Linked DNA regions of Homo sapiens: region 1 is linked to region 2. A link is an interaction called in ENCODE POLR2A ChIA-PET data of the cell type or tissue named here. Cell type or tissue: A673. All regions are shown on one strand. Links, peaks and the distances in the headings refer to the core of each region. The heading gives the core; the rest is flanking DNA. Region 1 has its middle 15 kb from the start of PXDC1. Region 2 overlaps LOC100507336 (a long non-coding RNA gene).

The links. ChIA-PET counts read pairs that join two places held together with the same protein. Peaks named below come from ENCODE experiments on the same cell type or tissue, not always from the same donor. Only the 100,000 strongest peaks of a DNase experiment are listed, where the experiment ranks them.
Region 1: POLR2A ChIA-PET joins it to region 2 with 6 read pairs; 2 of 35 experiments call an interaction of 5 or more read pairs at or near these places.

Annotation. Positions count from the first base shown.
Region 1 is chr6:3,758,535-3,775,008 of GRCh38, reverse strand. No RefSeq gene overlaps it. Among named protein-coding and RNA genes, the nearest start is that of PXDC1, 15 kb to the right of the region's middle. RefSeq lists a silencer at 4,600-4,894 and an enhancer at 13,643-14,156. In A673, for the core only: no CTCF peak of the experiment used is centred there; a DNase peak (open chromatin) is centred at 8,598.
Region 2 is chr6:3,683,277-3,699,750 of GRCh38, reverse strand. All of the region lies in intron 1 of LOC100507336 (a long non-coding RNA gene), which reads left to right. It also overlaps the pseudogene TOMM5P1. Among named protein-coding and RNA genes, the nearest start is that of PXDC1, 60 kb to the left of the region's middle. In A673, for the core only: no CTCF peak of the experiment used is centred there; no DNase peak of the experiment used is centred there.

The DNA.
Region 1 (16,474 bases), core at 6,585-10,584, 73 kb before region 2:
CTCTGGTATCTCAAAATCTTGTCTAAAAGAGAAAATATAGTGATTCTTCTATCCAATTGCTTTTTCTGTTACTAATAAAACTCAACAAAAGAGACATCTCTCTTACCATTTTCGGAGAAAATATAAAAATTTTAGAGAACTGAGTTCATGATCCATTCCTGATGCCCTAAGGATGATTCACTTCAAGCTGCATTTTACCATTTGTTGTTTGCTCAAATCAAACACAATATAACAGGTCATTTTAAGAATGGTTTGTCGATAAATTGTGCTTTCTCATGTGAAAGTGGGGCATGGTGGCTCAGGCCTGTAATCCCAGCACTTTGGGAGGCCAAGGTGGAAGCATCACTTGACCCTAGGAGTTGGAGGCCAGTCTGGGCAACATAGCGAGACAACAAAAAATTAAAAACAAAAATTAGCCATATGGGGTTGTAGCTACTCAAGAGGCTGAGGCAGGAGGATACCTTGAGCCCAGGAGTTTGAGGCTGCAGTGAGCTATGCTCGCACCACTACACTCCAGCCTGGGTGACAGAGCCACATCGTCTCTAAAAAAAAAAAAAAAAAAAAAAAAGGCCAGCCACGGTGGCTCACACCTGTAATCCCAGCACTTTGGGAGGCCAAGGCGGGCGGATCACTTGAGGTCAGGAGTTCAAGACCAGCCTGGCCAACACGGTGAAACCCTGTCTCTACTGAAAATACAAAATTAGCCGGGCATGGTGGCGCATGCCTGTAATCCCTGCTACTCGGTAGCCTGAGGCAGGAGAATTTCTTGAACCCAGGCGGCAGAGGTTGCAGTGAGCTGTGATCACACCACTGCACTCCAGCCTGGTAGACAAAGCAAAACTCTGCCTCAAAAAAAAAAAAAGAAAAAGAAAAAATAATGTCAAATTTGTCAGAATCAAAATGGAGTCACTTGTGTCAAACCCTGACAACATGGCGGTGGGAAAAACCATGAAGGAAGGGTTTTCATGCACAATTGTCTGATAACAAAAAGTATCACACATACACAAAAAAACTGCTCAAATCAGGCCACTGCAACCTTACACAAAAAATAACTTCTGTGAGGAAATCTGCCCAGCAACTGCCTTGGACTGATGCCACCCTTGTTACTGAACCATGTAGCCAAGGATAATTGTTTCAGTACAACTTATGTAACCCTCATTTTGCTTTTAAAAGCACTTGTTTTCCCGCGCCTCTCTGAATATGCCCATAGTTTATCACGGCACACATATTCAGCACTGTAATGCCCATTCCTAAATAAACTCATTGTCTTTGGAGAAACTTCCTGTTATTCAGACTCACACTCATGTAAAAATTAAACTATGTTAAATAGCACAAGCCACTCATTAAGTGAGAATGCATCAAATTATGATCATTAATATGACATTCAAAACACTTTGGAAGACATCCTTTAATACACTGATCTAAAGATACTAACATTAAGATAAGGTGTGCTCAATGGCACGTAAAAATACTTTATCTTAAAGGAGAGTTTTCATATCATACTTTGCGTGAAAGAGGTTCACAGGCCACTTTCGAGAAACAGCATCTTTTCTTTAACTCGATCATCAGAAACACACAGTATCTTGTTGAACAGAGACTTCAGGTTCCCACCCAAACCCACAAAACAGTATGCAAGAGAAATGCCAGGCTCCTCTCGTTTTTGAGACAGAGTCTCGCTTCTTCACCAAGGCTGGAGTGTAATGATGCCATCCCGGCTCACCGCAACCTCCGCCTCTCCGGTTCAAGCAATATATCCTGCCTCCGCCTCCCCAATAGCTGGGACTACAGGAATGTACCACTGCATCCAGCTAATTTTTGTATTTTTAGCAGAAAGCAGGTTTAACCCTATTGGCTAGACTGGTTTTGAACCTCCTGACCTCCAGTGATCCACCCACCTTGGCCTCCCACCATGCTGGGATTACAGGAATGAGCCACAGCGCCCCGCCAGACCCCCATATTTTTAATAAGCACCCAAAATTATGCTGATGAACCTGGTGTAGCAAACACCTATCTTGTTACAACGCAGATCTAGTGTGTATGTAATTTGTGGGTTCTTGGTCTCACTAGCTTCAGGAATGAAGCCACGGATCCTAACGGTGATAGTTCTTAAAACGCAGTGTATCTGGAGTTTGTTCCTTCTAACATTCAGATGTGTTGGACAGTTTTTTCCTTCTGGTGGGTTCGTGGTCTCCCTGACTCAGGAGCAAAGCTGCACACATTTACGCATGAGTACCACAGCTCTTAAAGGGAACATGTCTGCAGTTGTTCTTCCTGGTGGGTTTAGTAAGCTCCCTGGCATCAAATATAAAGCTACAGATTTTCATGGTGGGTATCATACCTCATAAAAGCAGTATAGCCACAGAAAGTAAGCAGCAAGAACTTATTACAAACAGCAAAATAACAAAGCCACCACACTGCATACATAACACCAAGGAGACTCACAACTAGCAGCTCCGGCAGCCTGCTTTTATTCTCTTATCTGGCCCCACCCACATCCTGCTGATTGGCCCATTTTACTGAGAGCCGATTGGTCTGTTTTACAGAGAGCTGATTGGTCCGTCTTGACAGGGTGCTGATTGGTGCCTTTACAATCCCTGAGCTAGACACAAAAGTTCGCCACCTCCCCACTAGATTAGCTAGATACAGTGTCAATTGGTGCATTCACAAACCCTGAGCTAGACACAGAGTGCTGATTGGTGCATTCACAAACCTTGAGCTAGACACAGAGTGCTGATTGGTGTATTCACAATCCCTAGCTAGACATAAAGATTCTCCAAGTCCCCACCAGATTAGCTAGATACAGAGTGCCGACTCGTGCATCCACAAACCCTGAGCTAGACACAGGGTGCTGATTGGTGTGTTCACAAACCTTGAGCTAGACACAGAGTGCTGATTGGTGCACTCACAATCCCTTAGCTAGACACAAAGGTTCTCCAAGTCCCTACTAGACTCAGGAGCCCAGCTGGCCTCACCCAGTGGATCTCGCACCGGGGCGCAGGTGGAGCTGCCCTCCAGTCCCGCGCCGTGCGCCCACACTCCCTCAGCCCTTGGGCGGTCGGTGGGACCGGGCACCGTGGAGCAGGGTGCGGTGCTCGTCGGGGAGGTTCAGGCCACGCGGGAGCCCGCGGCGGGGCGGGGACTCAGGCATGGCGGGCTGCAGGTCCTGAGCCCTGCCCCGCGGGGAGGGCGCTAAGGCCCGGCGAGTAGTCGAGCACAGCAGCTGCTGGCCCAGGTGCTAAGCCCCTCACTGCCCGGGGCTTGCGGGCCAGCCAGCCGCTCCGAGTGCGGGCCCGCAAAGCCCACGCCCACCCGGAACTCTAGCTGGCCCGCAAGCGCCGCGCGCAGTCCCAGTTCCCGCCCGTGCCTCTCCCTCCACACTTCCCCGCAAGCCGAGGGAGCCGGCTCTGGCCTCGGCCAGCCTAGAGAAGGGCTCCCACGGTGCAGCGGCGGGCTGAAGGACTTCTCAAGCGCGGCCAGAATGGGCGCCGAGGCCGAGGAGGCACCGAGAGCGAGAGAAGGCTGCGGGGGCTGCCAACACGCCGTCACCTCTCACTAGGGGCAGAAAGAAGCCGGAATAGCATGTTTGCTGGCAGGGGAAGGAACTGGCTAGGTAGAAGGAGGCCAGATCTGAACGTAGTCCTGCCCTGGAAGATCCTAGAAAGCTGGGGTAAAGACAAGAAAGCCAAAAGGGATGAAGGTTTAGGCGAGGCTTAAAGATGCAATGCAGTAGACCCAATTACTTCTCTCAGATGTGTCTCTTATTATGTGACCTTGGAAAGCTACTGACCTCAGGTTCCTTGTCTGTATAATGGGGATTTAAAAAAATCCATGTCCTCAGATTGCCATAAGGATTAAGTAAAATCATCTAGGTAAGGTATTTAAACCCAAAGCAGCTAAACATAAACTGGGAACCCAAAGAGAGGCTGAGAATGGTTCTGAAGAGTGATTTTGGCTGTCTTTGACCTGTCTTACTGACATCATATTTTGTGAAACTACCTACCTGTATGTTTTCCTGTTCTTTTAGGGATGGACAATTTCTTCATAAATCCCACCAGTCTGGGATCCCATGTCATTTCACTAGGCTGGTCCTTCAATAATTAAACAGTCTCTCCAAGCCTGGAAATTATTATTTTTTTTGAGGTGGTCAAGTTGGAGCATTTAGTGAATAAGACTAGACAATGCTGTGTTTTTAACATAGTTTCTGCAGGATTTTCTGTGTGAAGATGATGTTCTAGAGAAAGGGAGTTTTATGTTGCCAACCTCTATTAAGTGCGCAAAGAAGTGAGGTTGGGGGTTGGGAGCTGCACATGCTGAGATCTTTGATTTAATTCTCACTGAAAGCAATCTTTAACATCTTTCCACGATGAAAATGTAATTGTTAGCTAGGCTTACAAATTGGAGGCACAATTCTAAAGACCATAGAATAACTCACTGGAAGCATGCAAGCTGGTAATGAGATTAGAGGCTCAACTCTGAGACATCACAGGGAATAAAATATATATTCAAATGCCCTCCTGTATCTTTCAGGAAGCCAGGGATGGGCTCCCAGTGCAAATAGATGTTATGCAAATACAGTGTGCATATATTAGAGAAGTGATGAAAAATAGAAAGTAATCTTGAGACCTCCCTTTTCCTTAAAGAAAAGATGTGGCTGTTTCTGAATTGCTCCCCTCCAAGGACGCCTCTGCCCCCTCTCCGCCTGGCTGGCTTTGCAGAGGTTGAAGGGAAGACCTGGGAAGACACATGCAAATGAACCCCGCCGGGCTGCTGGGCAACGAGGGTGCTCAAGATGCAAACTGAGCTGCAGCAATAAAGTCAAAAGGAGGAGAAAGAATGAAACGGTGGTTTTCATCTTTATCCCTTGTCGTTAGGCATGGTTCTTCTCAATCTATTGTTAGACTTGATTGTGTTTCCGTATCTCTACTTGCCTTTCAGACGCAATGCTCTTCACTGCTTAAAATGATTAGTATATTCCAGCAGCAATTCCTACAGCAGAAGTATGCCGCATGGTGGTAATTCTTTGTGTCAGAAGAATGAAATCGGGAGTTTGGGACATTCCTGTTCATAAAGTTACATATCCATGGGTTCTGTCTCCTTGATGATTTTTTCTCTCTAGTCTATATTCTGACTAAAATCCAGCATGAGAATTGTGTAAGCGAATTTCATAAGAAGAACATGAGTCATCTGCTATGAGAAATCCAATGTGCCATTTAAAATTTACTAGAAAGGTCTAAAACCAGTGCCTTTCAAATCGTGAACTCACCTGGGCTTGGTGGTGCGAGTCTGTCGTCCCAGTTACTCAGGAGGCTGAGGAGGGAGGATTGTTTGAGGCCACAGTGCACCATCAACATGTCTGGAAATAGCCATTGCACTCCAGTCTGGGCAACACAGGGAGATGTCATCTCTAAAAAAATGTTTTTTAATATTATGAACTCAATCTGTAAGTGAGCTCGTTACCATGAAGAAAGTTTCCCTTTAAATGGGTGAGGCTGGGCGCGGTAGCTCACGGTTGTAATCCCAGCAATTTCCGAGGCTGAGGCGGATGGATCACTGGAGGTTGGGAGTTTGAGGCCAGCCTGGCCAACATGGTGAAACGCTGTCTCTGTTAAAAATACAAAAATTAGCCAGGCGTGGTGGTGCATGACTGTGATCCCAGCTACTTTGGAGGCTGAGGCATGAGAATCACTTGAACCTGGAAGGTGGAGGTTGCAGTGAGCTGAGATGGCGCCACTGCACACCAGCCTGGGCGACAGAGCAAGACTGTCTCAAAAAAAAAAAAAAAGGGGGGGTGAGATTCTCAGCAAACTATCGCAAGGACAAAAATCCAAACACCGCATGTTCTCACTCATAGGTGGGAATTGAACAATGAGAACACATGGATGCAGGAGGGGGAACATCACACACCGGGGCCTGTTTTGGGGCGGGGGAATGGGGGAGGGAGAGCATTAGGAGAAATACCTAATGTTAAATGACGAGTTACTGGGTGCAGCACACCAACATGGCACATGTCTACACATGTAACTAACCTGCACGTTGTGCACATGTACCCTAAAACTTAAAGTATAATTTAAAAAATTTAAAAAAAAAAGGGTGAGAAAATGGGGAAAGTAACAAATGGTCTGATGTCTGGGTGTGACCCCAAACCTTATTTTCCAGGTAGCATTCTCTAGAAGGGATAGAAACCATGGCCACCTAGTGAGTGTTAGAGACACTGTGCAGAGCTCACATTGATCTCAGTCAGGGATGCAGTGGTGATTGCTGACAATATACCACTAAAATAATGGCAAAAACCGCAATTACTTTTGCACCAACCTATACAAACTTCTTCTACTTTGAAAACAAAACTGTGGTGGAATTAAATATTGATGTGTGAACTTATCAGCGATTACCAGATGATCAGTTTCTAGAATATCATCTTTCCTTTCCCACAGTTGCCAAGAGCCTGATGATTCATGATCTCTTAGGCTAACAAATCTAAATTTCAAAAAGATAATAGAAACCCTGACCACTTAGTTACTTCCCAATGCACAGAGTACTTGCTTATCTTTTTTTTTTTTTTTTTTTTTTTTTTTGAGATGGAGTCTCGCTCTGTCGCCCAGGCTGGAGTGCAGTGGCGTGATCTTGGCTCACTGCAACCTCCGCCTCCCAGGTTCAAGCAATTCTCCTGCCTCAGCCTCCCGAGTAGCTGGGATTATAGGCGTCTGTCACCACATTTGGCTAATTTTTGTATTTTTAGTAGAGACAGGGTTTTACCATGTTGGCCAGGCTGGTCTTGAGCTCCTGACCTCAGGCGATTTGCCTGCCTCAGCTTCCCAAAGTGCTGGGATTATAGGTGTGAGCCACAGCGCCTGGCCTTTGTTTATCTTTAGTTAAGAAACAGAGTATAGAAGAATTCTCTGCTCATATTGATGCTGTTCTTACTCTATTTGCTAGCTGGTAATAAAAATATGTTGAAGGAATGAGTGGTGAAAGGATGGAAAAATGTGGATAAAGAGGAACATTTGCAGGGAAATAACATATTACAGTTACAGAATATATGTTTATTACAGTTGGATCAATATATTTTTAAAAAAATGAAAAAAATATGTGAAAAAACTGCTTAATTGGGTAAAGTCATAGGTTTTGCGTCTGGATTTATAATTAGCAAACTGAAAAAAAAAGACAACTTCCAGATCCCCAATAAAGTTACTGATGCATTTAGGAGTTTCATTTCCTTAGGAAGTGTGCTCATTCATAACATGTTGTCATAGAAACTTTTTTTTTTTCCTGAGGCAGACTCTTGCTCTGTCTCCCAGGCTGGAATGCAGTGGCGCAATCTCAGCTCACTGCAACCTCTGCCTCCCTGGTTCAAGCAATTGTCCTGCCTCAGCCTCCTGAGTAGCTAGGATTACAGGTGTGCACCACCACGTCTGGCTAATTTTTGTATTTTTAGTAGAGAGGGGGTTTCACCACGTTAGCCAGGCTGGTCTCGAACTCCTGACCTCGTGATCCACCCGCCTCATCCTCCCAAAGTGCTGGGATTACAGGCATGAGCCACCGTGCCCAGGAAGAAACTTTTTAAAAGTGTTGTTTTCCAGCCATTTTGTTGTTCCACTGAACGGCCTGGGAGAATACCCTCCAAGTACTGGGTTAAGAAGAGAGAATACCAAAGTCCCCCACACCTTTGCTTCCCTCCTTCCCACGCTCCCCAACTAAGAGAACTGTGTGTTCGTCCTTCCTCAGACAGAAGATTTCCTGGAAATACCTTTTGTTTGAAAACACTGACTGTGCCTCACAGCTCAGAGCTAAGAAAAGAGGCCAAGTCTGGCTATTAAGGAATAAACCTTGTGAAGCAGGCGTTGGTGGAAGACACTGTCCGCTTCCTGTACAGTGGAGAGTCTGGGATAATTTGGGATATGGGCAAACATGTTCACCCACCTTACTAAAATGTGCTTAACTTGATATTGATATGAAACAGTTATTAAACATTTGAGAATGGCCTGAATAATGTGCGCCGGCCTGTCCGTTTTCCTGTAAGTCTCTGATTTGAAGGAGGGTATTCCCAGATGTGGTGTCGTTGTCCCCTGGTCAGCCACCCTTCCTCATTTCTTACACCTCATGAACGAAAATGAACAGCCACGGCCACAGGCAAGTGAAATCCATCGGCTATGCCCAGTTTCTCCCCAATATCCTTAGCTATTAATGTCACTCATTTTTTGGAAGCCACTTCAAATCCTTTTTGGAATAAAATAGTTATTATACATCATTGAGCAGTAGGTGTGCAGTTGCATTCCAGGAGGAATTACATTTCTTCTCATGTTGGACTCAACATCACTGGAATTAATTCATTAGAAAACACTCTTTTCAATTCCATTTTCTCTCGCTTTGAAAAATACAGACTAAGTGTCAAACTTGTTTCCCTGAAAGGGGCCAAAAGCAGCAAAATTAATCACCAAGAGCTATTTTCATTGAATATAAAGTTACATAAAGGCCTCTGAAGACCAGACAGTGTTTAAACTATATGCGGGTGTGGTTATGGATGTGAAATATGTGGATAGCATGTGAGCGCTGGCTACATGCCCGAAGCATGCCCACACAGCCGCCTGGGCAGACGAGCTATCTCAGAGGGATTGTCTTTAAGCAAAACCATCTGTCACTGTGGTCCAAAAGGCGCGGCATGAGCTCTGCCACAGCAGCGACTTTGGGGTTGAGCCTGTCTCTGAAATGCAGTGTACTGGCAAACTGAGAAAACAATCTTACTTTCTGTCAGACTGGGATTTGCTGACGCTGAACTTGGAGTGGAGTTTTAGAAGGAGTATAATCAGCATCAAAAGAGATGCCAGTCTGCTGAACTTTAAAATAGGTTATTAACAAAAAGCAAAATCTGCAGAGTAGTCTGCGATTGCATAGCTTCCAAAGTATAGCTGTGGTTTAGCCCAAAGTTGGTCATCAGAACTAGCACTGGTTTCTAGAATATATACAGGGGGATGGGGGTAGGAGTAGCAACAAAGATCTTCAAGCATAAACTTACACATACACATACACACACACACACACACACACTCCTTGCTCAGAGGTCTATATAAGCATTATAAGTAACTTTAATTATTTTAAAAATAAGGAAAAGCAAATGTTCCAGTTATTCTTAGTTCTTCATCAATCATTGACCCAAATTGGATGTTTTCGGAAAGCAGTTTATATCTCCTTATAAATGTATTTACTTATTTTTTGAATCTTGGCCTTGTGACTTCTGCTCTGGGCTGAGGTCAGGTCGTTTTGAGTGTTTGAGTTAGAGAACCCCTGGGAAAGGAACTTCAATTATTTTTCTGTCTGGATGAGTGTCAGAACAATTCATCATAACAACTGGTACGAATGCACGTAATTCTGTAAAAGTCGCTCCTTGAACCAAGACATTGGCATTTGTTCCATTGCCTTGAACTTTTTTTCTGGTTTCAGTTCACCAAGCCCTTTTTGCTTGGGCAGAATTTAAGCCCCGTGGGTGAGGTATACACAGTCACAAGACAATGAGTAGCAACAATTCGACAATTAGCTGAAATACTTGGGAGGTGCAGACAATTAAGGTAAGTAATTTGGGCTGCACTTGGAAGCAAATATTCTGGCCAACTAGAGAGAAGGAGAGAAGGGTAAAATAGAGGCTTTCACTGAAATGCCCATACCTGCATTGAGCAAACCTGGGTGAACATATAAATACACACAAAAGCCAGAAGGGAATCAGGACGTGATTATTTGTTTCAGACAGAAGGGTGACGTGGGACTCTAATGTTCTCTTGGCTTGTAGTAAGGTATCTTCAAACATCATCTCGATGTAAATTTTCCCCCACTTCCTTAGACTAACCTTCAAGAAGAATTAAAATTGTGTCAGTGATAAAAGGAGAAGTAAGCCAGGGTTTCCCATCCCCCAATAATGCTCTTGAGATTCTAATAGAAAGGCCACAGGAGGGAGGAAACAAGAAGTTTACCCTGGAAAGAGAGGAAAGGAAGAGCCTAAAGTCACTGGGAGGGTGTGGAAGGGAACATGGTGGCAGGGGTGGCTTTGGAGGTGGGTGGGGAGGGACTTGGGAATGGAGAGGGCCGACTGGCAGCCAGCATACACCAACCACCACCTCATGGAAGCCAAACCATGTCTGTGGATCATGCATTGCAGGCAGTGAGAAGCTGCTTGTCCTGTCCTCATTGGGCCAGGCCCTCCAAGGGCACCCACCTGCCCACTGCCTATGGATGGTATGCCCATCTCTGCCCAAACACCTCGATGAGCCCCCTCACAATGGCCTCATGTTACTTGCCTTGAATGGCTCAAACCATACAATTCCCTCCAAAACAGCATACAATTCCCTCCAAAACAGCATGGGTCCTTGCTATTCAGAAATGCTGTTGGGGACAAATCCAAGCCCCCTTATGTGGGTAAGGCTAAGTGGTGAAATATACCACCTGCTACAAATTCATGTCCATTCAAATAAATGTATAGAAATTTAGTCAAACCATATCTTTCCAGGAGCCTCTCCGCTCCATCAGGTAAGGGACAATGGAATTCAGCCTTGGTTTTCTGAACCAACAGCTCTTGCTCACCTAGTCCTAAGTGGCTGAATGTGTGATCAGATTGAGGCTGCAAAAAATGAACAAGATGCTGGACACATAGATATGAGCAGATATCAAATGAGGTAGACATCAACCCAAAACTCCCTCCACAACTCCTTGAATGAGGCTGAAGGACCTCAATCCCTTTTTCACACACTCACGGAATAAAATCATGACTGGGTACCAGTCTAGAAAGTCTCTATGTTATGTGATACTACTCATGCAAATACAGTCAGGACAACATCTCTGCCCTGCAGGGCATTAATGATTTTACAACCAACATTCACTATAGTTAAATGATCACTCAAGTCCTTTTCAGCTAGAATGTTAAGTGATTCTATTAAGTTTACTTGAATATCTATCTTGGGGCATTTGGGTGTAAAATGCAATATTCTGGACTTAATTTGCTGAGGGGCTGTTGTGTGTTTTGGTGAGGGGCATGCAACAAGCCAGGGCGTCTCAGGAATAAGGAGGCTTTAGAAACAGCTGCTGCCACACTCGTCAACACCCTGTGGATACTTCCATGAAGCTATATTACAAGTTCATGGCTCTATGAACTTGTATTACATACAAGACACAGTGTTGATTAATTTTGGTTCTTTTCCTTGACCTTCGACTCAGTGAATAATAACTAGTTTGGGACTAATTTTAATGTGCTTGATAAAAAAATCATAGCCACAAATGTTTAAATAGTATCTGAGCCTTAATATCACTGTGAGAATGTCAGCAGAAATAAATGGTTTCTCAAGGCAGACAACAGGTTCTTAAAACCATGTTTAGATTATCTTTATTAAAAGGAGTAGAAATATAAATATTATCCCTCTCCAACTTTTACTTGGGAAAATTTTCAAATATTCAGAAAAGTTGACAGAATAGTATAATAAAGGCCTAAATCCTTTCTCTTAGATACAATTATTCACGTTTTGCTATATATGCTTCCTAGATTTACCCACTTAATTATTTATTTATTTATTGTGAAGCCAGTTGAAAGACAGTTTTAACATCACACTTCATTACTGAGAACTTCAGCAAACAAAGCCTAAAAACAAGAACACTTCCATTACAAAATACCATTATTGTACTTAAGAAAATAAACACAACTTCTGAAATATCATTTGTATCCTGTTTATATTTAAGTTTTCCCAGTGGTCTAAGACTTATTCTCTATGCTTATTATATAGTTTCATTTTTATGTACTAGGAGTGACTTCACTGACACTTGGCTTCACTCTGTTGTCAGAAAGCAGGACTTGAGAGGCTATTCTAATACTGAAATTACCATGTTGGTAAATGCACTTCTAAAATCAGTTACTTGGAGGCGTTTTATTTGAGAACAAAGTTTACCTGGCAGGATCATTAGAAATCTACGTTGGTGAACTGTCTATATGTATAGGCATATAGCCAACAATTAGCAAATGTTACCTTGAAATTTTCTCAGCCCAGATCACCGTGGAGCAACCTTACGGAAGACGATGTTGGAGTCTTGATGTCCTGCTGTTCATGCATTAGAACAGCTCCCCGTCTACTGGAAATTTCAGTTGAAGATTCTCTTCATCCCATGACCAGACAGACATAAGATGTTCCTCAGATGTTGTTGTGAGGATTATCAGACTCAGACAAGAATTTTTACGTGAAAGGATGTCCATTCTACAATCCGAGTGCTCAGTTGCCACTTTTAAAAGCACGTGGAGGCCGGATGCGGTGGCTCACACCTGTAATCCCAGCACTTTGGCAGGCTGATCACCTGAGGTCAGCACTTTGAGACCAGCCTGAACAATACAAAAATTAGCTGGGCATGGTGGCCAGCGCCTATAGTCCCAGCTACTGGCGAGGCTGAGACAGGAGAATTCCTCGAACCCGGGAGGCGGAGGTTGCAGTGAGCCGAGATCGCACCACAGCACTCCAGCCCGGGAGACAGAGCGAGACTCCGTCTCAAAAACAAACAAAAAAGCACGTGGATACGCCCTCAACCAACAAGACAGGATACCTGCACTGCCCCTAGCCAGAGAACACAAACTTCACCATTTGCTCCTCTCAGGACACAGCAGTCTACAGAACAGAAAAAGGCCCTCCTCACAAGATTTACATGCTAGTGAGGATACAGGTCATGATACACGTTATCACGACGTTCACTCTGAAAAAACACAAAACACGTTGGGAAAGAGAATGACGGGCAGGTGGGCGGGGGGAGTGACCTCTTTCAGGTGGGTGGCCAAGAGCCCCTCCAAGGAGATGGTGAATTCTAGATGAGGGAGGAAGCCATTTGGGAGTGTGTCCAGAATTGATGGGTTTTTGGCCTCACTGACGTCAAGCATAAAGCCTCAGACCCTCACAGCAAGTATTACAGTTCTTAAAGGCGGCGTGGCTGGTGCTTGCGGTTAAGTGTTACAGGCCCTCAAAGGCGGCATGGCCGGAGTTTGTTCCTTGACATTCTGATGTGTTGGGTGTTTTTTCCCTCTGGGGGGGTTCATGGTCTCACCAGCGAGGAAAGCTGAGGACCTTCGTGGTGAGTGTTACAGCTCGCAAATGCACCGTGAACCCAAAGAACAAACAACAACAAAATTTATTACAAAAAGCAAAAAAACAAAGCTACCACAGCCTGAAAACGGACCGTGGCGGCGTGCCGCGCTTGCCTCAGGCAGCCTGCCTTTATTCTCTTATCTGGCCCCACCCACATCCTGCTGATTGGTCCATTTTACAGAGAGCCGACTGGTCTGTTTTACAGAGAGCTGATTGGTCCATTTTGACTATTTTGAGCCTCGGGGAGGCTCGGGAGGCGCAGGAGCCCACGGCGTGGGGGAGGCTGAGGCATGGCGGGCTGCAGGTCCCGAACCCTGCTCCGCAGGGAGGCAGCTAAGGCCCAGCGAGAAGTCGAGCACAGCAGCTGCTGGCCCAGGTGCTAAGCCCTTCACTTCCCCGGGCCGGCGGGGCTGTCGGGGCCGGCTGGTCGCTCCGAGTGCGGGGCCCGCCGAGTCCACGCCCACCCGGAACTCGCGCCGGTCCATAAGCGCCGCGAGCAGCCCCGGTTCCCGCCCGTGCCTCTCCCTCCACACCTCCCCGCAAGCTGAGGGAGCCGGCTCCGGCCTTGGCCAGCCCAGGAATGGGCTTCCACAGTGCAGCGGCGGGCTGAAGGGCTCCTCAAGCGCGGCCAGAGTGGGTGCCAAGGCCGAGGAGGCGCCAAGAGCGAGCGAGGGCTGTGAGGGCTGCCATGCCGGTACACTGTCACTTCTCAGAAGGACGCAGGGCAGAGTTTCAGGCTGGCTCTGTCACCCATGCTGGAGTGCAGTGGCATGATCTTGGCTCACTGCAACGTCTGACCCCTCTGAGTTCAAGCGATTCTCCTGTCTCAGCCTCCTGAGTAGCTGGGACTATAGGCGCCCGCCACCATGGCCAGCTAATTTTTGTATTTTTAGTAGAGACGGGGTTTCACCATATTGGTCAGGCTGGTCTCAAACTCCTGACCTTAGGACCCGCCTGGCATATCTAGGAGGAGTGGACTAGAGAATGTAGGAATGTGAGGGATGAGATGGAAGACTGGGGGGACGGCGTCAGGCGTAGGCCATGTAGAGGCCTTGCAGGTCAGGCGAAGGTTTTGGAGTTTAACTCTTGAGTCAGGAAGCGTTGGAGGGAAGCCATTTCCAACCCACATTTAGTAACTGAATGCACTTCGATGGTGTGCTTATCCATGGACCAATTTTCCTCTGCTCCTTTTTCTCTTCTACATTTTCCTAGGATCTAAATTCTAATTTATGCATTTTTTTATTGTATATATTTTGGCAAATCATCTTAAATCTTTTGTGGAATCAAATAAGACACATCTGTATCTACATATTTATAGCTATGTCCCTATCTATCCATGTGGTAAAAATTTTAAAGTTATATTACTTGTTTGGGGCTTATATTACTGGTGAATATGAAGACTGATGTCTGCTCAACACATGTCAGAACAAAGTTCAGGCACAGAAATTTTATTTCTATTCAGAATATAAGAAAATGCTGAATCAAAGTGTAACAATGATCTCTTATTGAATCTAACCATACAAAGGGATCCCATGTTTGTCGTAATGTAATAGTTCCAGAATAAATATTATTGGCAAGCATTATGTCACTATGTCTCGTCAATGTTGATCTCAAAATATTTCAGATTTGAACTCCAAACTTTCCTTATTTTTCATACATAGTTTCCACAAACAAGCTCACTAACTCTGCTCATGATAGCCTATAGAAAGTAGGCTGAGTGAATGTCTCAATGCGCTAATGAATGTAAAAAAAAAAGTTTAGCTTCAACTCCTAAAATAAATCACTTCATGTATTAATGCATTCATACCATTAGGGAAAATACAGTGGGTTGTGGAGCAGGTACAAATGCTGTGACTGTCCATAGGCTGTTTGCTGAATAACCTCACAGCTTACGTATTTAAGAATGTTTACTGGAATGCCAGTATGTGAAAAGCATAAAACTCCAGCGACCCACCCTCCGTCAGTCCATAGGATTATTTGGTTCTGTGACTAATGTTGATCATCTTGGGTTTTCATTGATTCTTAGGAGTCCGGGTGTTCAAAAACAGCAACTTAAGTTTAGCAAATAGCTCAGTGGCAGCTTAGGCCTTGAGTCACAAATTCCATCCTTAGAAAGCCAGCAGCATGAAACATAATTCATATTGGCAAGAACTTGCAGAAATCAGAAAGTCAAGAATGAGGCTGGGAGTGCTTTGGAGTAGCAAGGCTGAGAAGGAATACAGATAAAAACATTCATAGAGAATTCACATTGCTGAGTGTCTCGGTGGTCATCTGCAGTCCCCCCTTCTTTGTAGTTAAGCAAACAGTGAGTACAAGTGATGGGCCATGGCCACACAGATAGTTCATCTGCAGTGACAAGAGAAGTGACCATGGAGATAATTCAGAGAACTTGCTTAGATGAATTTTCAAATTACTGCACTAGTGCTTGTTCATTGCATTAAATTTGGAAAACACGGAAGTACACAAAGTCAGTAATCCTATTCTTGAGAGATGATCACCATGAACATTTTACTATGACCCATTTGAAGATGGTTTTTTTTTAAGATGATTTTAGGCCTAGGATATAGTGTCTGGAATTGGTGGGTTCTTGGTCTCACAGACTTAAAGAATGAAGCCACAGACCCTCATGGTGGCATTCATAGTTCTTAAAGACAGCATGTCTGGAGTTTATTCCTTTTGGTGGGTTCGTGGTCTCACTGGCTTTAGAAGTGAAACTACAAACCTTGGCAGTGAGTGTGTTACAGCTCTAGAAGGCGGTGCATCTGGAGTTGTTCGTTCCTCCCGATGGGTTCATGGTGTCACCGGCTTCAGGAGTGAAGCTGCAGACCTTCACGGTGAGTGTTACAGCTCATAAAGACGGCATGGACCCAAAGAGTGTGCAGCACCAAGACTGATTACAAACACCAAAAGAACAAAGCTTCCACAGAGTGGATAGGACACCGGAGCAGCCTGCTTTTATTCTCTTATCTGGCCCCACCCACATCCCTGCTGTTTGGTCCATTTTATGGAAAGCCGATTGGTCTGTTTTACAGAGCTGAGGTCCTTTTTGACAGGGTGCTGATTGGTGCCTTTACAACCCCTGAGCTAGACACAAAGGTTCTCCACGTCCCCACTAGATTAGCTAGATACAGAGTGTGGACACAAAAAGTTCTCCATGTCCCCACTAGATTAGCTAGACACAGAGTGTTGATTGGTGCATTCACAAACCCTGAGCTAGACACAGGGTGCTGATTGGTGTGTTTACAAACCTTGAGCTAGATACAGAGTGCCGATTGGTGTATTTACAATCCCTTAACTAGACATAAAGGTTCTCCAAGTCCGCACCAGACTCAGGAGCCCAGCTGGCTTCACCCAGTGGATCTCGCATCTGGGCCGCAGGT
Region 2 (16,474 bases), core at 4,555-8,554:
CCACAGTCCCCAACTCAGTGTCAACAGTTCACTAGAGTGACTCACAGAAATCAGGAAAGCTCTGTGCTTATAATTACAGTTTTGTTACAAAGGATACTGATGAGGAACAGCCAAATAAAGATGCATAGGATGGGGTGGGGAGGACAGAGCACCCAAGCCCTCTCCATGGAATCCAGGTGCTTCTTCCTCCCAGCACATTACTGTGTTTGTGACCATAGCACCAGCCCAAAGTAGGCCTATTCTGTTGATAACAGGACGCCAAGTCACCTTGTAGGCATAACAGAGTGAAAACTTCAAGTCACATAGGCCAGGCATGCGCAATAGAAAAAGGTTTGACCTTTAACAACACCTGGTACAAGGATTCGTCTCTGGGGAACCAAAAGACTGGGAAATGACTGGAACCTGAATGCTGGAGCTCTTTCAAAAGGGATCTGTTGGCCCAGAAGATCTGGGACTAAAATCCTTACTGTAAATGGTTTGTTTGAAGTTCTCCCATCAGACTCTGCCAAGTCAACATTCCTAAATCCTTTCTCTTGCCCTCCCAACCCTTAGAACTTGCCCCAGATCCCAAATCAGTCAGATAGATATGAACTGCATCTCCTGTCTCCTTGCTGGCTGGTCTTGCAATAAAGCCTTTCTTTTCTCAAAAGCTAGTGCCACAGTATTGGCTTCCCATGTGTGTCAGGCAGCAAGTCCATTTATTCAATACCATCTTCACCAACCAGAAAGTTCCAATGAGCTTTGGTGTCTAGAGTTTTTATTGGTGTTTCATGATGTAAGCATGATAGATTGAATAATTGGCCACATAGTTGAATTCAATCTTGAGGCCTCCATTCCCTGGAGGTTGGGCAGCTGGAAGTGCAACCCTATAATCACATGGTTAGTCTTACTGGTGGCCAGCCCCCATACTGAGGCTATGTAGGGGCCCACTGGGCATCACCTCATTAGCATCACAAAGACATTCGTATCATTCACAAAACTCCAAGGGTTTTTGAAGCTCTGTACCAACTAAGGACAAAGGCTATATATATATATTTTTAAATTATATTACAGTTCTTACAGCACTTTTCATGGCTGAAATACATTGTTTTTGCAGTTAAATATTTAATATGTATTTATCCAATAGACTATAAGCTTCAAGAAGAAAGGGACTTTGTTGTTTTTGCTCCACTGTAACCTTAGCATGTAGCTCAATTCTTGGCAAGTAGTATTTGCTTTGATTGATAGATCTGATTAGAATATTCGAATAATGGGTGTAAGAGTTAAAGAAAGAGAAAAGAAACAGGAAAAGCGGCTCAACAGTCAAAGACAGGTTTATTTTGGAGAATAAACCTGAGAGGGGCATCTGGCTGATTTTGGTCAGGAGCACTCTCTTACAGAGTAGGAGTATTTATTGGTTTTAGGGTGAAAGAGCTTATCACAGGCTTGGAATATTTCTGTGTGGAGAAGTTTATTGTGGGGTTGGAATGTCTCTGGTCGGAGGCGAGGTTATCTTGGGGCTGACGTCTCTCCGGCAGGGGGGAGATTATCTCAGGGCTGGCATGTCTCTGGTCAGGGAGGGGTTTAATCTTAGGGTTGGAATGTTTCTGGTCAGAGGTGTCATTTGTGGTTTATGGTCATGCTGACCTTAGCCATTAGGCTGATGCATTTTGGATTTAGGTGGTTTTTGATCAAGGGTAACTTTAAAATGGTGGTGCTTGTCTAAGATGGCGATGCTCCTGCTCTGTCAGTGGGGAAAATTAAAGACTAGAAAGTTATATTGGGACAGTGTAGAAGGCCTTACATGCTCTATGGCCTTAAATGTTTCCAGCATGTCTCTCACATCATCTCAGTAACTGCTGGGAAGGCACCGCTGGGAAGGTTTGTAGAATCACCTAGGCCTGCCCTGGCTCCATGGAAGCCTCTCTGCAGCATGAGTCTTATGAAGTCTGGGAAAAGGGCATGAGTGGAATGGATGACTCAACATTCAACTGCAGTAGGGGGGTGTGAACTCATTGCTAAATTAAGGGAAAAGGGCCAAAAATACAAAATGTGGTAAGATTTGTCTCTCATGTTTAGCAGTCTGAGAAGGGCTTAAAATATTTTTTTGTTAGAGTGCTGGTGCCTAGTAGACAGGGGGGTAGGAAGACAAGCCCTAGTCCCTACTGAGCATCACTAGACCAGAGAAGGGAAAGAGGAGAGGCTCCGAGGGGAGGAATTCAGGCTCTCTAAAAGAAATTAACACCTGAAAGGCTCAGTTCATATTTCCATCATCCCCTGCTCATGGCCAAGTCAAAGAAAAAACTGATGTCTAGTCATGAAAACAGCAAAGCGTGAAGTGGGAGGATGATGGTGTCCTGTGTGGCAATGGGAGACAGGACAAATTCAGAGCACTCAGTACTTCCCCTCTCTTTCTAGAGCAGAATGTAGGGGTTCTAAGTGTTCAGATACAGGTCTTGATTCTTTATTTTATCTGCTTCTGTGGCCCTGGCTTTGTTGTCTAGAAATAATCAAAGATCATAGGATATTTCATTTGGAAGAAACTTCAAGGCTGTTATTTGTAACTTCACTGAATTGCAAGTTCCCCTCAGGTCCAATCTCTGCATGAAGTGTAATTCAAAGGAACATAAGCCCAGAGGAATAGTGAAGAACTGTGCTGTAGGCTTTTTAAAAAGTGAGGTCCTCATCCAAGGGGTTTGCATAGTGTGCCACCAAATAAGCATCTCAGAACCTTCTCTGGATGTTACTCTCCTCCAAAGTTCCACACCGGGGCTGGGACAGCCCCTGCATCTCTCCCTCTTCCCTTTCCCATGATTTCCCACTGCCTCCCTGCTCTCCTGATTCCCTTCCTGCTTCTCTTCCATCTCACCGTCTATCTCTCCCCTACTGGCGGGGACCTTCAGGGCTCTGCTGCTGGCTCTGTGGTGGAAGCTCCCTGGGGTGTGCAGGCCTTCAATAGCACTGAAAGCTTTTCTCCAAGAAATTCTTATTCATTATTTCTGGTGAGCAAAACTCACCATCTGCGTATTCTCCAGGGCAGCTGTCCCAGTGCTGGGTGTGTGGCAGGTGCTGCCTAAACACTGGCTGGCTGCAAGGAAAGGCTATTTGTTTTTTTTTGCATAAGATTCCATTTCACAATCATCAGAAGCCTGCCTGCATTTCATGGGCCCATGAAATTACTTATTTTATTCCAGAGAAAAAAGACACGCCATTTCTGTGAATTGAGGCTCTCCTTTTGAGTTCTTTGATTGTTTTCTTTTGGGTCCCTCTGTCCATCATGCGGGGAGGGTCCCTATTTTGCTGAGGTTAGAAGGAGCACCAGCTATCTATAGACATTTTTAAAATGTCTATAAATAAAATTTAAAAATTTTTTAAATGTAATATTTAGAGCAAGATTTAAAATATTTGAACACTAAAATAGAAAGTTACCTTACAATCTCTACCTGATCATCTATAATTTAGTAATGACTGATGAGCTGAATCATATTTTCTCAAAGTATCCTTTGGCCCCTTTTCCTTTCCCCAGGCTTGAAGAGCTCTTTCTAATTACTTAGCCTTCAATGTTCCTAAATGTGCTCCTCCCCTTTTGTTTCTCCCCTGGTTCTCTGCTCTCCCACTCCCCACCTGGCCTTTTGGAGACTGGGATTTGCAGAAGCTTCATCATGCATCACATTTTCATGTTCAGTTTTAATGCCTCAAATGAGTCTTTTCAATCCCACAGCTCTTTAACTCATCCTGTATTAATGAGTGCTCTTCTCTTTATAACTCCTCACCATTGTTCCCCAGCTGGAGGAAGGAGCCGTCCCTCTGCCTGCGCAGCTAGCTGCAGGAGAAGCCCACAGCCACTGCATCCTCCCACCAGCAGCCTAAACCCTCATGGTTAGCTTTGGCACTACCAGAAGTTTCCTCACAACCACAAACTCTGCCTCCCTTAAAAAAATGTTTTTGAAATTGATGCATAATAGTAGCATGTATTCATGGGGTAGATGAGGTTTTTTTTTGATACATGCATACAATGTGTAATGGGTAATTGGCATATTCATCACCTCAAACATTTATCATGTTTGTGTTGGGAACATTGGGTGCAAAATACAGTTAGAAGGAATAGGTTCTAGGGTTTGAGAGCACAGTAGGGTGACTATAGGTAACAAGAATTTATAGTACAGTTGACCTTTGGACAACATGGGAGTAGGGGGAGGGCCAACCCCCTCGTGCAGTTGAAAATCTGTGTATAACTTTTGACTTCCCTGAAACTTACCTAGTAATAGCCTACTGTTCACCAGAAGTTTTATTAATAATGTAAATAGTCAGTTAACACATTTCTTCTATGTATTATATACTGTATTCTTACAATAGAGTGAGCTAGAAAAAAGAAAATGTTATTAAGAAAATAAGGGTGGGACACAGTGACTCATGCCTTTAATCCCAACACCTTAGGAAGCTGAGATGGGAGGATCACTTGAGCCCAAGAGTTTGAGGCCAGCCTGGGCAACACAGCAAGACCCCAGTTCTACAAAAAAATGGACTAAATTAGCTGGATGTGGTGGCATGCACCTGTAGTTCTAGCTACTTGAGAGGCTGAGGTGAGAGGATCACTTGAGGCCAGAAGTTTGAGGCTGCAGTGAGCTATGATCACACCACTGCCCTCAAGTCTGGGCAACAGAGTAAGACCCTGCCTCTAAAACAAAGAAAATCATACGGAAGAAAAAATATATTGAATATTTATTAAGAGGAAATGGATTATCAGAAAGGTCTTGACCTTGTCATCTTCACACTGAGTACAATAAGGAGGAGGAGGACAAGGAGGGGTTGGTCTTGCTGTCTCAGGGGTGGCTGAAGTGGAATAACATCTACTTACAAGTGGACCTTCACAATTCAACACTTGTTCAAGGGCCAACTCTATATTTCAAAATAGCTAGGAGTCAAGATTTAGAATGTTCCCAACATAAAACAACCTTTTTAGTTTGAAATAATTTTAGACTTACAGAAAAGTTTTAAAAATATTTCTTAGAATTCCTGTACACCATTCACCCAGACTGCCCTAACATTAATGTCTCTGTACCCAGAGTTCAGGGACCAAAACTATGAAATTAACATTAATACAACACAATACTAAACTATAGTCATTATTCATATTCTCCCAGTTTTCCAGCTAATGCCTTTTTTTTCTGGTCCAGGATCCAATCCAAGATTTCACCTTGCACTTGGTCTTGCCTCCTTGGTCTCCTCCAGCCTTAGATGGCTCTTCAGTCTTTCCTCGTCTCTTATAACCTTGGCGATTTTGCAGAATTGTAGGTTTTTTCCTCTCGATTTGAGTTCATCTTATGGTTTCTCCTCATTAGATGGAGGTTATGCATTTCTGAAAAGAACATTACAGAAGCAATGCACTCTGCTCAGTCCATCATATCCAAGGGTGCGTGACTTCAATATGTCTCATTACTGGTATTAACTTTGCCAACGTGGCTAAGGTCAGGTCTGCTGGACTCCTCCATTCTAAAGTTTCTATCTTTCCCTTTGTAATTAATAATAATTGGGGGTGGGGAGAGATACTTTGAGACTATGAAAATATCCTATTTACCCTGAAACTTTGGCTCAATCTTGTTGACATCCATCAGCAGATCATGTCTGCAACAATTACTGTGGTGTTCTAAGAGTGATTTTCAGCGGCAGCTGAAGGCTGGTGAGTCAGAGCCACAATGTTTCAGATCCAGGGCTTTGCGCAGAAGCTGGATATGGAGGAGATGAAATGGAAGTTGTGTGAGGATGTGATCTCCTCCATATGGAACTTCCTCATCTACATGGCCCTGCTGCAAATCATTCCTTTTATCTTAAAGAAATTACACAGCATATGAATATTGAGTATCATATGTGAATGTATAATATGCAGAACCTGGTTACAGTTTCTACAACTCTCTGCAAGCAAATAGGCCCAGAAAACTGTAAGAGACTCTTTAATGGTTGGGTATAAAAATTCTGCTTCTTAAGAACAAGTTTGGCTCAGCTAAACTTGTTCTCAGCCAAAATATAAAACTAATTATAGCTAAAATATGAAACTATTGAGAAGTATGAAAAGACATCTTGTGGTCAGGGTGTGCTGTTGTGCTTGTGACATTTGGCCTCTGTCAATGTTGGTATAATTGTAAATAATGTCAAACTCCATTTTCTAGCATGTATTAATAATAATTAAGGGAACTATGTCTGAAATGGCACTTTTTTTTAAAAGAAAACAAGTTTTATTTTTATCACCAGAACATTCTGATAAAAATATTATGAGATTAGCTACCTTTATTCTCTGGGCCTTGACTGTCCGAGGCCTGCCCTAGAGCGCCTGCACGCTCAGCTCCCTGAGGTAGGTCTGGAGGGAGAGCCCCCACTGCCGCCTGCCCTCGGCCAGGATACCTCTCACCTCATGTCCCCTCCTCCAGACCCCCACAGTCCTGGATGCCCCATAGCAGCCCTACCACGGCTGGCAGAACTGTGAAATGGCACTGTTTTGTCAGACATTTCTGTTTACCTTTTTACTTCTGTACGAAGTGTATTTGTGGAGTCCCTTACAACCAGTCGTGTTTTATGGAAGTCAGCACACAACCACAATGCTATTTAAACACAGGATTATTAGTCTGTTTTTTTTTTTTTTTTTTTTTAAACAGAGTCTCACTCTGTTGCCCAGGCTGGAGTGCAGTGGCGTGATCTCGGATCTTGGCTCACTGGAACTTCCGCCTCCTGGGTTCAACTGATTCTCCTGCCTCAGTACAGGTGTATGCCACCACACCTGGCTAATTTTTGTATTTTTAGTAGAGACAGGGTTTCATCATGTTGGCCAGGATGGTCTCAATCTCTTGACCTTGTGATCTGCCCACCTCGGCCTCCCAGAGTGCTGGGATTACATGCGTGAGCCACCACGCCTGGCCTAGTCTGTTTTTAATGAACATACCAATTAAGAAAAAAAGTGTTTTTCTGTTTCATTATTCCTTGACTAATTGGAATTCTGTAAGGAAGAGCTGTCTCTCTAATATTTATTCCTTTAATTATGTATTTATCAGTATAGGTTTCTGGATATCGACTTTATCCTGTGGGTTATAATTTTGTTGCTCAAATTGTTTCCTCTTTGGTCATTGGTTGCTCCTTGAAGGAGTTCCAGTGTGCTTTTGAGAAATCTCATCCTTTTTTGAGCATTTCCTTATTTTTTGGCATTTCAAGACACTCCAGGCACTTTTTATTGTATATTCCCTGCCCCAGCTCTGGAATCAGCCACTTCTCCGTGGATTCTTGGTTCTTTTTATTGAAGAGTGGTATTTTGAAACCAAGATCTAGACACTAGATGTATTCATTGCCACAGAGGTGTCAATGCTTTCAGGCCATTTAAGCAAACACAGCTAGAAGTAAATGCATGTATACTAATCCATGCATATTCACATTGATATTTATCCCTCTATTTATATTTATATTTAAAAAACGCGAGTTTATACTGATACCTTCATAAATCCAACACCATAGGGTTTATTCTAGCCTTTTCCCTTTCTTTTCTTGTAATCTTTTAAAAGTTATTATTGTGGGCTGGGCACGGTGGCTCATGCCTGTAATCCCAGCACTTTGAGAGGCCGAGGCGGGAGGATCACAAGGTCAGGAGATCAAGACCATCCTGGCCAACATGGTGAAACCCCGTCTCTACTAAAAATATAAAAAATTAGCTGGGCGTGGTGGCACATGCCTGTAATCCCAGCTACTCGGGAGGCTGAGGCAGGAGAATGGCGTGAACCCGGGAGGCAGAGCTTGCAGTGAGCCGAGATCCCACCACTGCACTCCATCCTGGGCGACTGAGCGAGACTTTGTCTCATAACAATAATTTTCTTTTTTTTTTTTTTTTTAACTGATCCATGTTGTCTCTTCTTCTGTTCAGAAGTTTAGCTTTGTGTTGTATTAGTAAAATATACACCCAGTCATTTCCTTTGTAAACATCAAATCATTTCTATGTTCTTCTTTTCAAAGCTTGGAGTTATGAAAGTATAAAATTCAAGCTCATTAAGCACGTAAACTTTAAGATACATTTTAAGAAGCATAAAATACAGAATTTCTGAGTGGTTTCTTCACAATATCTTCAGTGGATATTTGCCCCTAAAATCACTTTTTATAAGAACAATAAAGAGAACAGGAAAAATAGCCTGATATATTGTTTCCTTCTCTGATCTGTTCTGTCTCACTAAGCTACCAATAGCACAGCCCTAAAAAGTAATTCGAGGAGGTTTTTAAGTTCCCCTTATATCCTCTGAAAAGCAACCCAGATAAACATGAGCTCTAAGTAAAAACATTGTTCTTGGGATTCAAACTCAAGATGACAGAATAAACTGCTGCAGGAAGCGTCTCTCATGACTCCATAGATTTATCCTTTTTTTTTTTTTTTTTTTTTTTTTTTTTTTTTTTTTTTTTTTTTTGAGACGGAGTCTCGCTCTGTCGCCCAGGCTGGAGTGCAGTGGTGCGATCTCGGCTCACTGCAAGCTCCGCCTCCTGGGTTCACGCCATTCTCCTGCCTCAGCCTCCCCAGTAGCTGGGACTACAGGCGCCCGCCACCACGCCCGGCTAATTTTTTTGTATTTCTTTTAGTAGAGACGGGGTTTCACCATGTTAGCCAGGATGGTCTTGATCTCCTGACCTTGTGATCCGCCCGCCTCGGCCTCCCAAAGTGCTGGGATTATAGGCATGAGCCACTGCGCCCGGCCCCATAGATTTATTCTTAAAACATGTTTAGGGGCAACTAAAAAAGCTGCCAGGTACCAGAAAAAAATAGAAAATCTACTTCACTGAGTGAGAGGCAAAATTGTATGGCACATAAGTAACTAAACTGGAAATACATTATAGGAGGTGGGGTTGTGATGTTACGGATTAGGGACAAAGTTTTAGGAACTCCTGATACTAGGCTATTCCAAGAAACCTGGAGCCACAAAAAAAAAAATTGTAATTTTGTATATGAATTGAGACTAGGAAAACTCTTGAATATGACCTATGATACAATCAGGAAGCAGGTCTCTGGCCCTGGGCTGTTGGCGAAAATTAAATCAATTGTTAGAAACTGGAAGCCATAACTTCTGCTGAGTGTTGATATGTGGCTAGAATTCTTAACACTATCTATACAGGGTCAAGATCTCTAACAGAAAACTATTCCAGTTCTGGAACAGTTTCAGAGGCAATGGGGAAACACTCCCATAGGAAGCCCTTAGCAACTCAGGGTACCTGTGAGACCTTTGCAAAAGGTATTCCTATTGAAGATGAGCTCACAGACAAAAATTACGAGGCAGATAAGGAATTCATATCAAACACTGGTACAACAATGTTAACTAACTGCACAATAAATATGAGAAAAATATACAAAAGAACCATGGATAACAGAGCAATCAGAAAATAACTTTTAAACAAAGGAAGGAATAGAATATAATAGAACATAAAAAGGAAAAGAACAATGGACTTAAAAATTAGCCAAATAGAAATTCTAGAAAGATAACTTGTGGCCACTGAAACAATAATCTTTCACAGACAGGTTGAACAATAGCTTACATGAAACTGAAGAGAGAATTGATTAACTGGAAGGTATAGCTGAAGAAATCATCTAAAACAGAACACATTTGTGATAAGAGATATAAAATACAGAAATAAAAATAAAAGATGTGGAGGATAGAAATTAGAAGCCCCAGTATTAATCTATGGGAATTCTAGAAGGTGAAAACAGAGATAAATAGGAGGAGCGGGGGTCAAGTAGAAAATAGCTGAGATTCTAGAACTCAGGACAGGACTCCTAATGTCAAAAGCTGTGCCAAATTCCAAGGGAAACAAACTAACAAGCAGAATAACACAGATGAAGTTATGGAAAGCCAAGGAAAAGAAGTTTTAAAACTTAAGAAAAAAACTAGTGAAAAAAATTTTTGAAGAAAGTCACAATCAGATTCCTCATTAGCAATTACAAATGTCAGAAAGCAACACAATGATATCTTCAAAGGGATAAGAAAGATAATTGAAAACTTAAACTTTTGTAACTAGCAAGTCCATCATTCAAGAGGGAGGGTAAATTAATACATTTCAAATGAATAAAATCTAAGATTTGACTACTCACTGAATCCTTGCTCAAAGAACTACTAAAGGATGTACTTTATCGAGAAGAGATGTGAATCCACAAAACAGTCTGCTGGTAGATTCACATAAAATTGGCTCTTAAACTTTTAATCATAACTCACTCTGGAGGGAAAGTTTAAAACATGATGAAATGTTAATACTTAATAACACATGGAAGGGGAAGGATGGAAGGGGCTTAGATGTCCTTGCCTTTTTGAGAATTAAGACAAACATATTTATTAGCTTGTTGCTTTATTTAAAATATAAATTTATGAATACATGTCAAAAATGTCATAACTACAAAAAATGGAGACTAAATATTTAACCTCAAAAATTATAGAAGAAAAGAAGACTTGATACAATAGAAGGCAGGAAAAAAGAACAAAAGGATAAGAGGAAAAAGTCATGGTAAATAGAAAACAAAAAAGTAGGTGGTAGAATGAATCCAAAAGTATTAGCCATCCAATAAATGTAAATAAACTCATCTATTTCTAAATAAAGACTCTGAAATTGGATGAAAAAGAAAATTGAGCCCATTGATGTTGCAAGAAACACCAAAAATTTAATAATCCAGAAAGACCATCACTAATTCAAAGAAAAGTGACATAGCAAAGTTCATATCAAAAAACAGAATAGAAGGAGAGCACTAATAGGATAAAGGAAGTTATTAATTAATGGTCACAGCCACACTCCAACATGAAGATGTGAAAGTAGTGAATCCATATACCTTTGAAACACAGCCTGAAGTATCAAAACAAAAATGGACCCAATTACACAGGGGAATGAATTGACAAACTCACAACGATAGCTGGAGATTTTAATGAACATGCCAGACACTGTTAGTTGCCCTCTTTTTTCACTTGCTACCAGAACATCATTCTCGGGGTGGGGGAGTCACTTGCTCCAGGAAGGCCTTGAGTTGGCATTTAGAAGTTCCTACCTAGAACTTCTAAGGCACGTTTTTCTTTGTTTCCCCAAAGATGTGTTTTACATGGACTGTGTTGATTTTTTTCCTTCCTCCTTATATAGCATTAAGAAGAAAAGAAAGAGCACTTGGAGGTCTGCTTGGAGATCCCTGAGGTTTTTCACAGGCACAATGTCCTTATTTGGGAGCCTCAAAATACCAGACTAACATTGCTCAAAGCAGCTTTGGGAAGAGGGCAGGTGTCTGAGATGCTGAGAGGCCAACTGAGCAGTTTTTTAGCTGGAGCCATGGGCCACACCAGGAACAAACCACTGGACCAAATTGACTCAGGACACCTGCTCTGGACCCAGTTTCTTCTCATGTCTCCTCACCCCTAACTCTGCCCACCACCTCCCACTTCCTCTCTGTTCCCCATCCCATCCCAGGTTTGTATTTAAATTTCTGCATAATGCATGTTCTCTGCATGTTCTGAAGTACTTTCCATCAAGTCCTTCATTTTAAAAGTGTTTCTTTTAAATGAAGCTGTGCATAACCTCTTTTTGAGGCTCTCTTTGGCTTTTCTTGCACAATTTTAAATTGACCAGGTCTACTTGCAAAAATAGACACTTTTTCTGCTCTTTGTTCTAAGTCTCCTTAATTTTGCTTCTCACATGGCATTTGTGCTTCAGTGAAACTTACCTCTGAGCTGTTGCCATGGTAACCACGGGTCTGCCTTAGTGAAACAAATCTGTGACATGTAAATAAATGGGGATCAGGGCAATGTATAGCAACTTTATTCACTCTATGTCTTACTGGCAATTTGTCATATTAAAAGCCACCATGATATTTGAATGTCCTTCACAGGTTTAATCAAATTAAATTTCCATTCATACAGAATACACCCTGGAATCAGGTACTATGGCTAAGGAAATCCATCGGTTCATTGTTATGTGTTGTGTTAGCTAGCTCCCAAGAGGAGAAGGCTAATACATCCTGGCTTCCCATCCTGGTAAGCCATCTATCCCTTATGCAATTCCCTTCCTCATTTTACTGGGGTTGGTCTTTGTGATCAATGCAATACAGCATGAGGAATGGAATGCCACTTCTGATATTAGGTTACAAAGACTGTGGCTTCCATCTCTCTCATATCACACACTTTGGGGAAGCCAGATGCTATTGCATGAGGACACTGAGGCAGTCAATGGAAAGTCTCATGGGACAAAGAATTAAAGTCTCTGGCTAATAACCAGTAAAGACCTGAGGCCTACCAACAACGATGCTGCCTGGCAGCAGGTCGCCCAACAGTTGAGCCTTCAGATGTGACTGCAGCCCTGGCCGACATCTTGACTTCAACCTCATCAGAGGCCTGGAGCCAGAACTACCCAATAAACTCCTCCTGGATTCTTGACTCACAGAAACTGAGATAACAAATGCTTGTTTAAGCTGCAAGTTCTGGGGTACTTTGTTTTGCAGCAATGGATAACCAGCACACCATTTTAAATTACAACAACATAAAGATATCACAAAACATACTTATTACCAAAGGTAAATTTAAAGTAATTTGATCTTTCTTTTGTTCAGGAGATACTTCTAGATCTCACAGTCTGAGGCTTATCACCATGAACGCTTAGTCTCCCCCACCAGCAGACTAATGGCTCCTTGCGAGTGGAGTGGGGACTTGTTCACTGGCACCCCTATTGCCAAACCCATGCTTGGTACATAGCGCATGCCTGGTGACTATGTCCCGAGTTGTTGACTTGACTGCACGGTAGGATCCAGGCATAGGCTCTGTGGCAGAGTCCCCACTGAGCCTAGACCAGGCTCCGGAAGGAGCTTTCCTGAATGAATTCTTTGCATTGTCTAATTGCCTATTTGTCTCTATTTCTTAAGAGTTAATAAAAGGGAATGAATTATTCATACACAGCAACAACATGGATGAATCTTAAAATAATTGTGCTTAGTGAAAGAAGCCAGACAAAAAAGATTACATACTGTATGAGTTCATCTACATATAATTCTAGAAAAGTCAAACTAATCTATAGTGACAGCAGATCAGTGGTTGCCTGAGGTGGGAGGTGGGGAGAGGGTGAGATTATAAGGGGCATGAGGAAACATTTGGGGACAATGATTATGTCCACTAAGAAAACCAAGGAGCAGGTGGGTCTAGAAGCATCTCCTGTCTCCGAATCCTGAGTTCTCTCCACTCTACTGTCATCCAGCCATTGGCTTCCTGCTGCTTACAAAAGGTCTTCAGCAGTATCAACAAAAAAATATTTTTTAAACAGAGAAGGAATTAGCTCTACTATGGCTTTCAATTGCTTAGATTCTGATGAAATGGAGATGTGCTTGCCCAATCTGAGTTTGTGCCGTGTCACAGATAAAATGGAGCTACTCAGCTGCTTAAACACAGAGGCTCCACTGCAAAGCCGTTTTAGCAGATGGGCCTTAGTACCCCAGCTGTCTCTCCACTGCCTGCGCCTTAGGCACTGCCCATGTACCTCTTGACCCCATGGAGCTCTTCGACTTCCTAGGGTCCCTATGCCCCTTCCTGCTAAGCATAGAAAAGGACATACAAAGGCTGCCACTTTCCCCAAGAACAATGAAAGTGTAAAGCAGGTAGTGTCTCCTCCGCTTGATTGAAATGGTTTCCTTTCTCTCTGCATTCTTCTTTTAAGCAGACTTTTTGAGTTCGGTGGGCACCTCTTCAGAGGACTCAGGAAGTTAGACTCCCTCACCAACATCTTTGCCTTTCAGACACACCCAGCTCAGTTCCCCCTTCTTTACCCTTCCTGTCTCCTTTCTTTTACTTGGATATTCATGTCTTTTGTATGAGGTTTGGCTTTCTCACTTTGGGGTCAGAGCAACCCAAGTTAAAGTCCTGGCTCCAAATGACCTTAAGTGTTAACACTCCTAAGGAAGCTTTAGCTTCCTGACCTGCAAAATGGGGATTAATAAGCTTGAGCTCAGAGGATTGTTATGAGAGTGAAATAGGATCGTGCATGTAAAGTTTAGTCCACCTACAGCTTAGATGCTGGCCTAAGGTTAGCCCAGCACCTGGTACCTAACGAGTGCTTAACACATGTTAAATATTAGATTTGATGAGTAGCAATGGATTATAATAGAGAACCAATGTGAACATGTGAACCTTCGTATTTCTCCATAGTAGATTTTGGACTTCCACCTATCAAATTTGCTATATGCATTTATCACATTCACTGGCCTACATGCAGCTTTCCACGTAATTTTTCCAATAAAATGAATTTGTTGTCCTTGTTATGGTTGTTACAACTCCTTGAACCACATTCCACATGAGAACTCTAAGTCCTAGCCAAAGTCTCTTAGCCATAAAGTCTCTTTCTTTATGGGAATATCAAAATACTGCTTAGCCATTCCAGCAACAATTTCCTATCCCAATATTAATACATATTATATTTAATAGTATAAACATATTTTATATTTAAACATATATTTTATATAAAACATTTTATATTTAAAATATTAAACATGTTTATATTAAATATATAATTTATAACATTTATTAATCATTTTATGCTTTTAAAAATAAATACATGCATTTTCAACATGGTAGCTAAAAAAACCAATATACCTCTCATTTTTCCTCATTATTATTTTGGATGCAGTTTTGCTCTTGTTGCCCAGGCTGGAGTGCAATGGCACAATCTTGGCTCACTGCAACCTCCAACCGCCTGGGCTCAAGTGATTCTCCTGCCTCAGCCTCCCGAGTAGCTGGGATTACAGGCATGCGCCACCACACCCGGCTAACTTTGTATTTTTAGTAGAGATGGGGTTTCTCCATGTTGGTCAGGCTGGTCTCAAACTCCTGACCTCAAGTGATACCCTGCCTCAGCCTCCCAAAGTGCTGGGATTACAGGTGTGAGTCACCATGCCTGGGCTCCTCATTATTTTTATTTTTACTTATGACTGGCCCAACTTACTTTCTAAGATTAGTGCCCAAATTATGAGAGCGAAGTTCTCAGAGGCTGACATCTCGAATAATTGAAGGCTCCTTGAAGCTACAAGCTTCTTGAGATGTCTGCCTCTAGGAACAGTATTCTTCCTTTTAATAGGTGGTAATTTTCCAGAGGCACTGGTAAAAGAGAGGGTGACCCCCATTCACAGAAGATATCAGTCAGGCCTGAAGCTCATATCTAATTCCTAGCAGAGTTAGGCAGGTGCAGGAAATACCCCTTTCTTTGATGGGATGGTTTCCTAGGACCAGCTCTTCCTTCCACTGTCTTTCTGGCATAACACTCATAACACTCAGACCTTGTTGAATTGGATCATATGCTGGTTTCTGTCTTTCAAAAGAAGGTGCAAATCCACATAGCTTTACATGGACCTAAGTCCTGGGCTAAGACCCAGATATTTTTCTGACATCTTTATACCAGTCTCTTATTTTCCAACAAATGTGGGTCCTTCAGCAACTTTTGATGATGGTGGACTGACTCAACAGGATTAAAAAAATATAGAGAACTTTATTGGTGTAAGTATTCAATATCTGTGTCTTATCTACTTGATGAACTTTGTTCTCTGATTTGTGACTGTGGCCACTTCCAGCCACCAAGTGACATTCAGTCTCACTTTTAAAAAAGATGATTATTAGAGTTCGGTGGCAACTCAAAGAAGCCTTTAAAAATCACAGCCAAGAAGCTTAGCCTTTGTGACAGGTGCTAGAAATTCAACTCAATTCAGTTCAATTCAAGACTGTTTTTTTGGGATGAATTCTGGCCAATTCAGAATTTCAGTTATCCCAATGTATAGAGATGGTGTTACATAGACAAGGACACTTAAACAACTGTTCAACCATTTGTACATCAATAACGTTAAGTAACTGGAAAGAAATGCCCTCTGAAATGACCAGGAGATCTCTAAACAACATTGAAGTTATCATCTCACGACTATATCAGTTTCTATTTTGCACTGACTTCGTGAAACTACTTTTGTGTTAAAATCACAGTGCAGGCAGACTGTCCCATCCAATCAGGAACATGTCTCTTGTCCAGTGGGAGGCCCCATAAGTCCCTGACAGGATCAGACTCCCAGCTGTGCTCATCATTACTTTGTTTACCCTTTAACCTAGTTTAAGGTTTATTAACTTAGTGAAGCTAAGGATTTTTCACTCAGTAACAATCAGCCTGCAGCCTAGAGATTCACCTGCTGTGACTGACAGAGCTGCCCCCACTTCCCAGGTGCCCTTAGAATTCCCTCTTCCCGCGGGCTTCTGAGGGAAACCCTCACTCAGTCACCTCGTGGGCTACACATCAGGCGCCCAGCACCTGTCAGAGTGTCTACTTAGTGCAAATAATCTTAGGCACGATTTATTAGAAGATTAGGAGGAACCCTTGGGGGAGATGCCTACTTCAAACCTGGTTTTATCTAACAGGAGAGAGCAGTTGATAAAATATAGAGCCGAAAAGAAACTTGGGATGAGCTGACCATTTTGTCACAAATTGTGAGCTAGTCAAGGAA